2 separate regions of the Mus musculus genome follow, and region 2 is linked to region 1. The links are chromatin loops, found by intact Hi-C in ENCODE. Cell type or tissue: heart. All regions are shown on one strand. Each heading gives the region's core, and the rest is flanking DNA. Links, peaks and the distances in the headings are about the cores only.

Region 1 (5,375 bases), core at 79-5,078:
GCAACAACCAGTTTTTCATTATGTGGTTATGCTGCCCCCTGGTGGATCTTATTTCTAGATATTTGTGGTAACAGTGGTTAAAATTCTGTAGTTGGCCAGTGTCCTCAGGGGATTCATTTATTTGCAATTAGAGCAGGAAATTAGCCAAAATAGTTGAGCTTTTAAACATATATTTTTAAAACGTGCTTTTGTCAGTTTCACACCTGTGTGCAGTGTAACTTTGACCACATATATCCACTCCAAGTCCCCCTCCCAATCCTTGCACCCCTCCCACTTTCACATCCTCTCTTCTGTGTGTGTGTGTGTCTGTTGCTGACTTTGTTGGATTGGTTTTGTGTAGGTAACAATAGCTTTTGTGAGTTCAAGTGTAATGGCCTTGTCCTGTCCAGGAGACAGCGCTTCATTCCAGGCTGACCTTGAACTTGTACTGCCTCTGGATCGTCAGCATATCCTGCCAGTTTGCAGCACCACAACTGGCTTTGTTGGGTATTAAAATAACATCTGTCAGCTTGTTGTGGCTTTGTGTGACTGTAACAAAATACTGGAGGCAACTAACTTTTGAAAAAAAATTAGATTTATTTAATTTTAAGTATGAAGGTTCAAGGCTGGGTGGGAGGTTAGTGTTGCCCTGATTTGACATACACAGAGGGAGTAGATTTATGGCTTCAAAGTGAGCAGAAGGAGGGAGAAAACAAATCCCTTCAGGGACACCCTTCCAATGACTGGAGAACTTCCCATTAAGGTCAACCTCCTAAAGTTCCTACAACCTCCTTGTAACAATGCCCTGTGAGCCAAACCTTTGGTACTGGTTTTGTGGGACAACAACACATGATTAGGTCTCAGTTCTGGCTTCCCATGGCTGGACCTCTTCAAACCTCAGTTTTTCCTTTCTCTATCCTCCCTCCCTCCCTTCCTCCTTCTTCCCTTCCTTCCTAAACATTAACATACATGCCTAGAATAACTATTAATAATTTTCACTCTATTAGTATGTCTCATGCCCTTCCCTCTTCTAAGGAAGCCACTTTCCCCTCCTGCAGTTATGGTCATGTCTGTTTTGTGCGTGTGACCTACTGAATTTAGTTAGTGGAAGCCTGAGCTTGAGTGGAGCCTATTGACTGGCAACATACCCATGGCAATACCATTGGAAAAATGAGCTCTCTTCTTCCAGCAACTAGCAGCTATCAATAACTATTAATAGTCCCCCAGGGAAGGACACTGGGACCTCCCTGGCCAACAGCATTTAGGGAGGTATTTTCACTTAGGAACCCATGGCTGCCCTCCTCCTCCTCCTCCTCCTCCTCCTCCTCCTCCTCCTCCTCCTCCTCCTCCTCCTCCTCCTCCTCCTCCTCCTCCTCCTCCTCCTCCTCTTCTTCTTCTTCTTCTTCTTCTTCTTCTTCTTCTTCTTCTTCTTCTTCTTCTTCTTCTTCTGTTTTTCGAGACAGGGTTTCTCTGTGTAGCCCTGGCTGTCCTGGAACTCACTTTGTAGGCCAGGCTGGCCTCGAACTCAGAAATCCGCCTGCCTCTGCCTCCCAAGTGCTGGGATTAAAGGCGTGTGCTACCATGCCCGGTCAAACCCATGACTTCTAAGAGAAGTATTGTCCACCCACACAGAGCACCCCTATTCAAATTATTATCTTTATTTTCAAAATACAGTTTAGATTACCATATAAAATAATATGTTTTCAATTTTTTCATGCATCCTTATGTGTGGGTTACTTCCCCTCCTCTCCCCTTCCATTTACTTTTCCACTGGTGTTTTCTAGCCCTCTTCCTTCATATCATATATGTCCTTTTAGCAAACCTCAGTTTCTTTGTCTATGAAATATGAAATTGCTTTATTCTAGATGCCCTATGATGCCTATCACCTTTTTATTTTTTATTTATTTATTTTTTGCATGGAGGAAGGTGAGGAAAGCAGGAGATCTCACACAGGACCTCAAGATTGGGACTTCAGAAAGCAGAACGCTTTGGATAAGCTGTGAGGCCACAGCTTTGTCCATCAGGGGGCAGCAGATGCTCACACATGAACCCTGCCCAGCACTTGTTTTCTTATCCCAGCAGGTAAACATGCAAGCTTCCTGCATCCACACTTTCCCCAGGTGCCACGTGCGTGCGGCTGTGGCCATTTTATAAAGATGACACCTAATGCTTTTACCGTGCCATTTGACTTTATGATCTATGTTGTACCCATTTCATAGAACAGGAGGAGGCTGAAGCCTAGAGAGTGTGAAAAACTTACTCCAGGCCCAACTTCAACCCAACGCTTGGTGGGTGAAGCTGGGCAGGACAGTGTGCCTGCCATGGGGTCCTCAGGAACAGTGGCAATTGTTAGGAGACCTTGGATGGCAGCTACTGGCTAGAAGTGGACCAAGTGACTGGTGTTCATAGAGGGAAGTTTTGGGTTTACCTTATCTTGTTGTCAAAGCTGACTTTGCCTCTTGGCAGGGAGACTGGGCCCAGTTCACCCCCTGAACCACTCCTCAGGGTAGAATTCTTCGACTGTTTCTGTCATTGCCTGGACAGAATAAGGGGATTAATTATACCCTGGGTGGAACTTCTTGCTGCCCACCATTCGTGGAACAGACTCACAGTATGATATGATATACTGTTGCGCTCACCTCCTCCAGCAAGAAAAACGCAACACGGTCGGATTTTTCTCAACAGCCTTCTTTATTTCAGGAACACCTCCATGCTACGGGAACCTTGGAAACCCAGCGAGGACTGCTTATATACACCCCAGCACTGGGGAGAGCTATGTGTCCTCCTGGGATTGGTCAGTCTGCCGGCACTTTGATTTGTTTGCACCCGCTCAGGAGGGGTTGGCGCCAGATTCGGGCTAGCGCCTGCGCAGTGGCGTTGTTTATGGCGACGGTGTACCTGAGGCCGGTGCCATCTTTTAGGCACCCGGCTGCTACAGTATATAGAACGCTCACATACAACATGCTTGGTCCCTAGCTGGTAGCTCTAGTCTGGAAGGTTATGGAAGCTTTGAAAAGTAGGGCCTTGCTAGCACAAGTCAGTGGTTAGTGGCAGGTCTTCAAACGTTACACTGGCGCCTGGTTCCCGTTCCCCATCGCACTGTTTTCTGGTCTGCAGTGATGGGAACAATCATTATGAACTGAAATGCCCTGCCGTGCTTTCTCTACCATGATAGACTGACACCCTCTGCAAGAGTGAGCTCAGGTTTCTTCTTTCAGGTGTCCTATGCCACAACAATGCAAAACTAACATGGAAAATGTTTGTGTTATGTCCTACAAGGGAGAAGAAGCACAAACAGCAAAATAACCAATGACCAGACGAGTGTTTGTGTATATGCTAGACTCTGGGTGTCTCCAAGTCTTTCACTGGAAGACAGTGAGTTTGTGGGACAGTGGGACATGCCAGGAAACTTGGTAAGGTAGAGCAGGTCTGAGACCCTGACACTCGGGTACCTACCTGAGATGGTAGGTGTTACCTCCGTGCCCCCTGCCCAATTCCTGGCCTGGAACATGTGTCCATGCTGCCCACTCAAAAGTCAATATTATGTGTCTTCTTTGGTCTTAATTTTTAAGACAGAGTCTCTCACTGTACTCACAACTCACAGGATGGCTAGACTGACGGATTAACAAGTTTAGGGATCTCCCTGTCCCTGCTTACCCAGGTATTGGGTTTATAGGTTTTCAGCCATGCTGCACTTCTTACATGGGTGTGGGAGATTGGACTCAGATACTCATGCTTGTGTGGAAAGTGTGTTCTTTACCAACTGAGCCACCTCTCTAGCCTCAGGATGCTCTTAGAAAGAGTGAATGAGGAGAGCCAGGCTGCAAAAGCCAGTCTAACCTCCCCTCAGGCATTGACGTATAGATGTAGGCACATGGCTTAGAGTCTGTGGCTGTTTGTGGGCATGAGGGAATCTGAACTCTCACTGGGAAACAGATCAGATCTGATTATAGAAACATGAAAATCCTCCCGGCTCCAAGCATCTGCTTATTTTTCTCATTCCTCCAGCTTGGCTCGGAGCATTCTCTCAAAGAAAGATCTGCTCAGTGGCTGCTCCTCACAAAGATGGCAAAGCCCCACCTTCGCTTTGCCCTGGAGCGCCTCTCTGTAAGTAGAGCAAATGATCCACGAAGGAATGGGATTCGTATCGATCGATAGACACATGTTTATCCAGATCAATTAGGGAAAATTATCATTGCAATGGTCCCCAAGCAGGGGTTTACAGATAATAAGGGTTTTGAGCAGCGTAATGTGAATGACAAACATGGAAAATGAGATGAGAAAGCTGCTTAGCAGATGCTCTCTTGGGAGGGCAATGCACAGCCAGGAGAGATGATGGGGTGACCCTGGAACGAAGGGCAGGATGCTTATAATGAAGGAAGGAGCCGTTCAAAGTGAGAAGGGAGCAGACTTAAGCAAAGGGGCGGCGTGCTGTGATGAAGGAGGCTGATCCGTCTGCTGGTGACCTCAGGGGAACTCGAGGTTCTGGGTGCTGGGAACCTGCACACTGTCAGCAGAAACTATTGAGGAAGTCACACATGCGTGGAGGGCTGGCTCTATTCTATTTGTATTATTCCTCATCAGCTCTTCAGTGTTTTTCTATTTTGTGTGTGTGTGTGTTTGTGCGTGTGCATGCGTGCGCGCATGCGCACATGGTCCACGAGATCCTACTTGGACTCCTCTATATCTTCTGACTTCCTTTAGGTTTGGCCAATGAGCAATGTCTTCTGGGTTTAACCAATGAAAAGTTTCCTTTAGGCGTGACCAATGGGAAGTTTCCTTTGTGTTTGACCAATAAGATGTTTTTCTTTGCTCCTGACTAAAAGGAAGTGTCATTTGAGTTTGATTGATAAGTCAGTTTGTGTCTGGTCAGCAGGATGGCTGTATATTGGAATTTTGTATCTCTTCTTCGAAATTCATAGCTGACACCTTAACCCCCAAGTATTAAGGTATTAAGAGGGTAGCACCTTTGGGAAGTAACTAGGTTGGGTGGATGAGGATGAGCAGTCTGTATGGAATTTGTTAGTGCTTCTTTTCAAGGTCTTGATTCTACTTCAGCTCCTGCCCCTGCCTGAAAGCCATTCTCCCATTTATCTCCTGGGCAAGGCCAATGCTTGTTAGGGATCAAGTACAATATGGGAGAGTTTTTCTGGCTCCAAGTATAGTACATGTTTGTTTTCTGTTTTCCAGATGTTTTTCTACTCTGGGGGCCCCTTTCACCACTCCTAGGAAAGTGACATGATGACCTTGGACTTGAGTTCCAAGGAATGCTGAAGAATTTTGGCAGCTTGATGGTATGTTGGTGCCAGGCACTTGGTAAAGCCACCACATCTTGAATTCACTCATCTGCCCCACAGCTTCCTCTGAGGGATGCCTGTGAAGCCAGCTGCCTTTGG
Region 2 (5,375 bases), core at 309-5,308, 89 kb after region 1:
ATGCTGAGCTTTTAATATACATCATCTTGCTGAGTACCCCAGACACCATGAGAAGTTAACGCCACTATTGCCTTTCAGTTTTCAGAAGCTTCCAGGACACCAAAACAGAAGTTAGTTTCCTTGCCCTAGTGTCTGGATAGCAAGTGGTGGAGCTGGGATTTGAACTCAGATCTGATGCCAAAGCCCGTGGCAGTAAAAAAAAAATTAATAATCACCTGAAGGACAAATTTGTCCTGGTGATTGGTTCCACCTAGTTACAGGCATTTGGTCTTCTTTGTTGCCAAAGAACGTTGGCAATTTCACTATGCTCAGGGACATGCCTGTCCTGGAGAACAATCTCCTTTCCCAAGAGAAAAGCCAGGGATGGCTCAAGAGCAGTCAGTGGCTTGGGACTGTTCCCCACCCGCTGCCCCTGTGGACAAGAGCATGCAACCCACAGAGAGAGGCTGACAGTCACATGATCTCCGAGGCCACTCCAGTTTGGGATTTTATACTTTTTCTTGAAGACCGTTTTATGACTTCCCAGCTGCTGGGGATTCCCACCCCTCCCAACTCGTGGGGGACAGGGCAATGGGGACACTATGAAATCCATGTTAAGCCCTTTCACATTTTGTAAATAGGTCTTTTGCAGTCTGAAACTGATTTAGAATGTCTAAGTGCAATTATGCTCTCTGAAGCCAAATGTTATAACCCACCCCTGACTGCTGATTTTTAAAGTAAATATGCAATAAACTCTTTTCGGATCTTGATAGGACACAGTATTTGTCAGCGCTGAGCCATTTCGCAAGGCCCTCTTGGGTTCCCTTCTCTTCCCTCCACTCTTTAGGGTGAAGACATTGGTTAATCCACCCCCTTGCTGATCTTCCCCAATGGTTAAAATTCCAAGAGGTAAAAGATACCCACCCTTTCATCTTTACCCACTTCATTCTTTCTCTAAGCCTGTAATTGGATCTAAATGGAAAATAAAACCTTCGCAAGCCAAGGAAGTTGGCAACAGACGGTGACATGAAGAGGAACATGTTCCATCTCTAATCCAGAGAATCACACCCTCCTATGCAAGGGACAATAAAAGCAAAGCTTTCTCTAAGTGTGGCCTGGGCTCTTGATGAAGGGGAGGGATCTTTATAGACTTCATCTCACATTCTAGGATGTCAACCGGCTTATAGCAACACACTTGCAAATCATTGACCTCAAACACATGGGGAAAGAGAGCAGGAAAAGTGAAGTCCATATATAATTAGAGACTAGCAGGTATCCCCCACACTCAGGTCTCAGTGCTCTGTGAATTCTGGATGAGAGATGACACTTGATTCTGCAAATAGTCTGGTGAATGCATCAGGGAGATGCCCAGACTAAGTCTGATTGGATGCCATGTGCAGAAGGAATCACTAGGCTCAGGAGTGGGAGGGCAGGAGGTCTGGGGCTTCCCCTCTCCCACCTCCATTCTCCCTGAGCTCTACGGTCTCTTTTTCTCTCCTTTGCTTTTCTACCTCCCACCAAATGTCAGCAAAGGAGAACTTTGCCCTGCAAGATTGAATACTCTGAGAGAATAGCTTAATAATTACTGCTTGGGCATGTTAGCCTACATTATCAAGATTGCTGTTAAAAGTACTGGCTGTCTCTCCTCCTTACATTCTAGATAGGGAAAGAGCGGCTAAGGATTTGAGTTTATCGCTGTTGTACAGCTAAAATGTGCCAGACCAAGGGCCAGGGTTTGAACATCTCTGTCCCCTGCAAGCCACCTCTCTTTCACCCATGCCTCTTATTTCCCCATCTGGGAAGCCATTGCTGCTTTCCTGTCCCCTACGTCTTCTCATAGCCCAGTCTTCTGCTTTCAGTGTACCTCAGGTAAGCAGGCAGCCAGTTTAGAGCTGTAGGCACAGCTGCTGGCCCCGCCTGCAGCAATTTACCCGTGACCTTCTGGGCTCTGGGCCAGCCCTTCTTGAAAGGGAAACGTGCAGACTCTGGGGACAGAAATTAGTTCCCCTGAGCTAGAATGGCTGCTATTGCCAACTGCACCAAAAGAAACTATTCTGTGTGCTGGGGAAACCACACAACTCTGGGAGGCTAGCGAAGGGGGAGGGGCTGCATCACAGTCCCCCAACCTTCACTAAAGGCACATCAGGGGGTTGGAGGGTACAGGCAAGGGAAAGCCAAGACGTTTCCCATGACCACAAATAAGCGTCTATTCCCTCCCTCTAAATTTTAACTTTAGTTCACCTTTAATCAGCATCAATAAAGAACTACGGCACAGTGCAAATACTTTCTTAACAATGGCTTTAAGGGCAATTTGGAGAGGGGTCAACCTGTCACCTCAAATAAGTATTGTCACCTATTCTGTTTTCTGTGCTTTCTGTGGATTTGATGCAACCATTAAAGTGTCCCTAGGTACTCAGTGCGTCTGAGAGCAGTGGGATCTGAAGGATACAGGAATACAGAGGGGTCTCGCTCACCTTTTGCACTCCAGGGTTGAGGTCCTTAGCCACTTTTGCCATCCTGGCGGTGCAGAAACAGCACCTGGCTTCTCAGGCAGGGGCCAGAGGGAGCGCGCAGCCTGGACAGCGCTGCTGAATGGCCAAGTTCAGGTTCCTTTGCCTGTGTGCAGCCGGCGGCTCTGTGCTCAGAGCCGCGCCGCTGCCCGCTTTAATTGGAGAGCGGGACTCCCTCTAAAAAGTGACCAGCCAATGCGCGTGGACACCCACTCCAGGCCAGCCAATCAGAGCAAAAAGCTGCATCCCTCCCTTAGGGTGGCCTCTGCAGGGAGGCTGAGAACTTGGCTAAACTCTACCCTGACGTCAGCTTAGCCGGCTGCCCTGCCACCTCGGGCTCACAGCTGTCCCCTAGGCGGCAGGAATCCCTCCCCACGCCCTTCTCCTTTAAAGGGCAAGGAGCAGAGGGAGGGGCAGAGGAGACCCAGGCAGATCCATTCAGGTCAAAAGAGAGAGCAAATAGGAGAGCCAAGGTATTTTTAGAGAGCTGGGTCCAAAAATAAATGCTGAGCAGTGCTCTCTGCCCACCTCTTCCCCCTTGTCCCAGGGGGGTGCGCGGGGGCAGGTGGTCTCCAGAAGCCTCAACTGACCCTAACCTGGCTAAGGTCTCTAGTAACCAGAGAGAAAAGACTCTAGTACATTATCATTTGTTAAAAACAATAGCCACAAAAATTTTTTTAAAAATTTAAAATATCTTTTTTAAAAATAACTTTTAAACTTCTCAGAGGAAGAAAACAATATTCTTTCTCTCTCTCTCTCTCTCTCTCTCTCTCTCTCTCTCTGTGTGTGTGTGTGTGTGTGTGTGTGTGAGAGAGAGAGAGAGAGAGAGAGAGAGAGAGAGAGAGAGAGAGAGTGCATGTGTGTGGAGGTCAGAGAATAACTTGTGGACATCAATTCTCTCCTTCCACCAAGTGGGCTCCCAGCATCAAACTCTGGTCATCAGGCTTGGCAGCAGCAAATATCCATACCCAGGGAGCCGTTCCCATATTATAGCTTCAAAATTATTTTTATGGTTCCAACTGAGAAAACGAGGAGAGATAGTCAGGTGATCAAAGGTGTGCTCTTCGATAGGACTTGTTTAGTCTAAAACGGTGAGATCGGAACTGGCCCCAGGGGTTGGAGCACGAGACTGTAAAGGATAGACTGTGAAAATTAGTAATTAAGTCTTGCAAGTCTGGATGAGCAAAATCTATCTGTTTCTCACCCTTGGAATGAAGTATCCATGAAACATCTAACAATGGTTTCTGTAAGTTGGCCAGGCTGTTTGCTCCGGAGCTCACGTTGCTCTCGGAGACTGCTTTCCCGACTTCGACTCCCCTGCCACAAGAGAATACAGAACAGGTACCTTTTTATCCAGAACAATCCTGCTTCACCTGTCATGAGGTGAGGAGGCCTTTCTACAACCCACATGGGCAAAATCTCCTGCCAGAAACTGGGATTCCAGTGGGTGAAAGTGAAAGATTGCCTGCAGGAGATCCAATATAGATCTTAAAGTATATCCTTCAGTCTTCTAATCAGAGACTTCCTATTGCTGAGTATTTAACCTGTCGTGCTCTTCCGGAGTCGCAAATCATCGCCAGTCCCTTCTGCCCCAAACCATGATTCCCTTTCCAGACTCCTGGAGAAGGTTTTCCATTGGTGACCTTCCTATATTTCTTTCTCATAGGTGTCTGCTACAATTAGTTTGGCTAACTTTGACTTTTGTTTTTGTACCTTTGACTACAACCATCAAGCATATAAGGGAAGCTCAGAGCACATTAGTTGGATAGATGAATGGTTGGATGGATGGACGAATAAAGACCTGGAGATCTAGTTCTGAGTGTGTGTGTGTGTGTGTGTGTGTGTGTGTGTGTATGAAGAGGCCAGAGGACATCATTGGCCATCGTAAGTCCCAGCCACCATTGATAAGGTCTCTCACTGACCTGGACCCTGTCTGGTAGATTAGGCTAGCTGGCTAGTGAGCTCCAAGAGATCCACCTGTCTTTGTCTCCCCAGTGCTGGGATTATGAGCATGCCATAATCTCATGCCTCACCAGGTTTGGTTTACATAGGTTTGGGGGACTGAGTCTAGGTCTTCATGTTTGCTAGGTTAGCATTTTACCAAGTGATCTCCCTTACTGGGATTCTGACTTTTTTTTTTTTTTTTTTTTTTTTTTTTTTTTTTGGTTTTTCGAGACAGGGTTCCTCTGTATAGGCCTGGCTGTCCTGGAACTCACTTTGTAGACCAGGCTGGCCTCAAACTCAAAAATCCGCCTGCCTCTGCCTCCTGATTGCTGGGATTAAAGGTGTGCACCACCACACCCGGCGGATTCTGACTTTTTATTAACACCAATCAGGACAGGCGAGACCAACAGAACAGGCACACTTCGTCCATTTTGTTCTAACTTCCAAGGTGGGTTGTGTGTGAAATCTTAGAACTTCACTAACATTTCAGCAGAAGTGTGGCCCTGGATGGAAGTGTTCCCATGAGCAGCTCTCTCAGTAGCAGATCCTCAGGACAACAGCGCTAAAGAGAGACATCATGCCAGAAGCTTTCATGTTTCAGAGCAATGAGAACAGAAGCCAGGAGGTGTAACAAAGGCAGGCTTTATCCCTTTCAGCCTGGGCAGAGACCTTCCCAGTGATGTCACTGGCCACTCCTGTCCCAGCCACTTTTCATTTTCCTTGTCTTGAGAAAGCATTGTTCTGGACATCCTGGTAGTTGCATTAACCTCACACTGTGTAGTTTCAGCCTTTCTCTTCTCCTTATCTTTACCTCTGGCTCCAGGAACATTTAAGGATGCAGATGCCACACCTTCTCAGGACAGAGCACTAAGCTACTGTCTTGGGTGCTCTGTCTTCTAATATCTAGAGAATTGCTTACCATGGGCAGACAAGAGATCCCTG

The links. Peaks named below come from ENCODE experiments on the same cell type or tissue, not always from the same donor. Only the 100,000 strongest peaks of a DNase experiment are listed, where the experiment ranks them.
Region 2: it touches region 1 in a loop (4-fold over the local background); 7 of 42 quality-filtered maps call a loop at or near these places.

Annotation. Positions count from the first base shown.
Region 1 is chr6:112,359,431-112,364,805 of GRCm38, reverse strand. It overlaps Ssu2 (ssu-2 homolog (C. elegans)), which reads left to right. Exons shown (of 12, transcript NM_175525.3): 12 at 5,170-5,375. The coding sequence ends at 5,208. Among named protein-coding and RNA genes, the nearest start is that of Ssu2, 26 kb to the left of the region's middle. In heart, for the core only: a CTCF peak has its summit at 1,997 (motif pointing right); no DNase peak of the experiment used is centred there.
Region 2 is chr6:112,271,051-112,276,425 of GRCm38, reverse strand. Lmcd1 (LIM and cysteine-rich domains 1) reads right to left here and starts at 2,668. Exons shown (of 6, transcript NM_144799.2): 1 at 2,454-2,668. The coding sequence starts at 2,495. In heart, for the core only: a CTCF peak has its summit at 2,836; DNase peaks (open chromatin) are centred at 1,935 and 2,825; H3K4me3 peaks cover 1,799 bases; H3K27ac peaks cover 2,249 bases.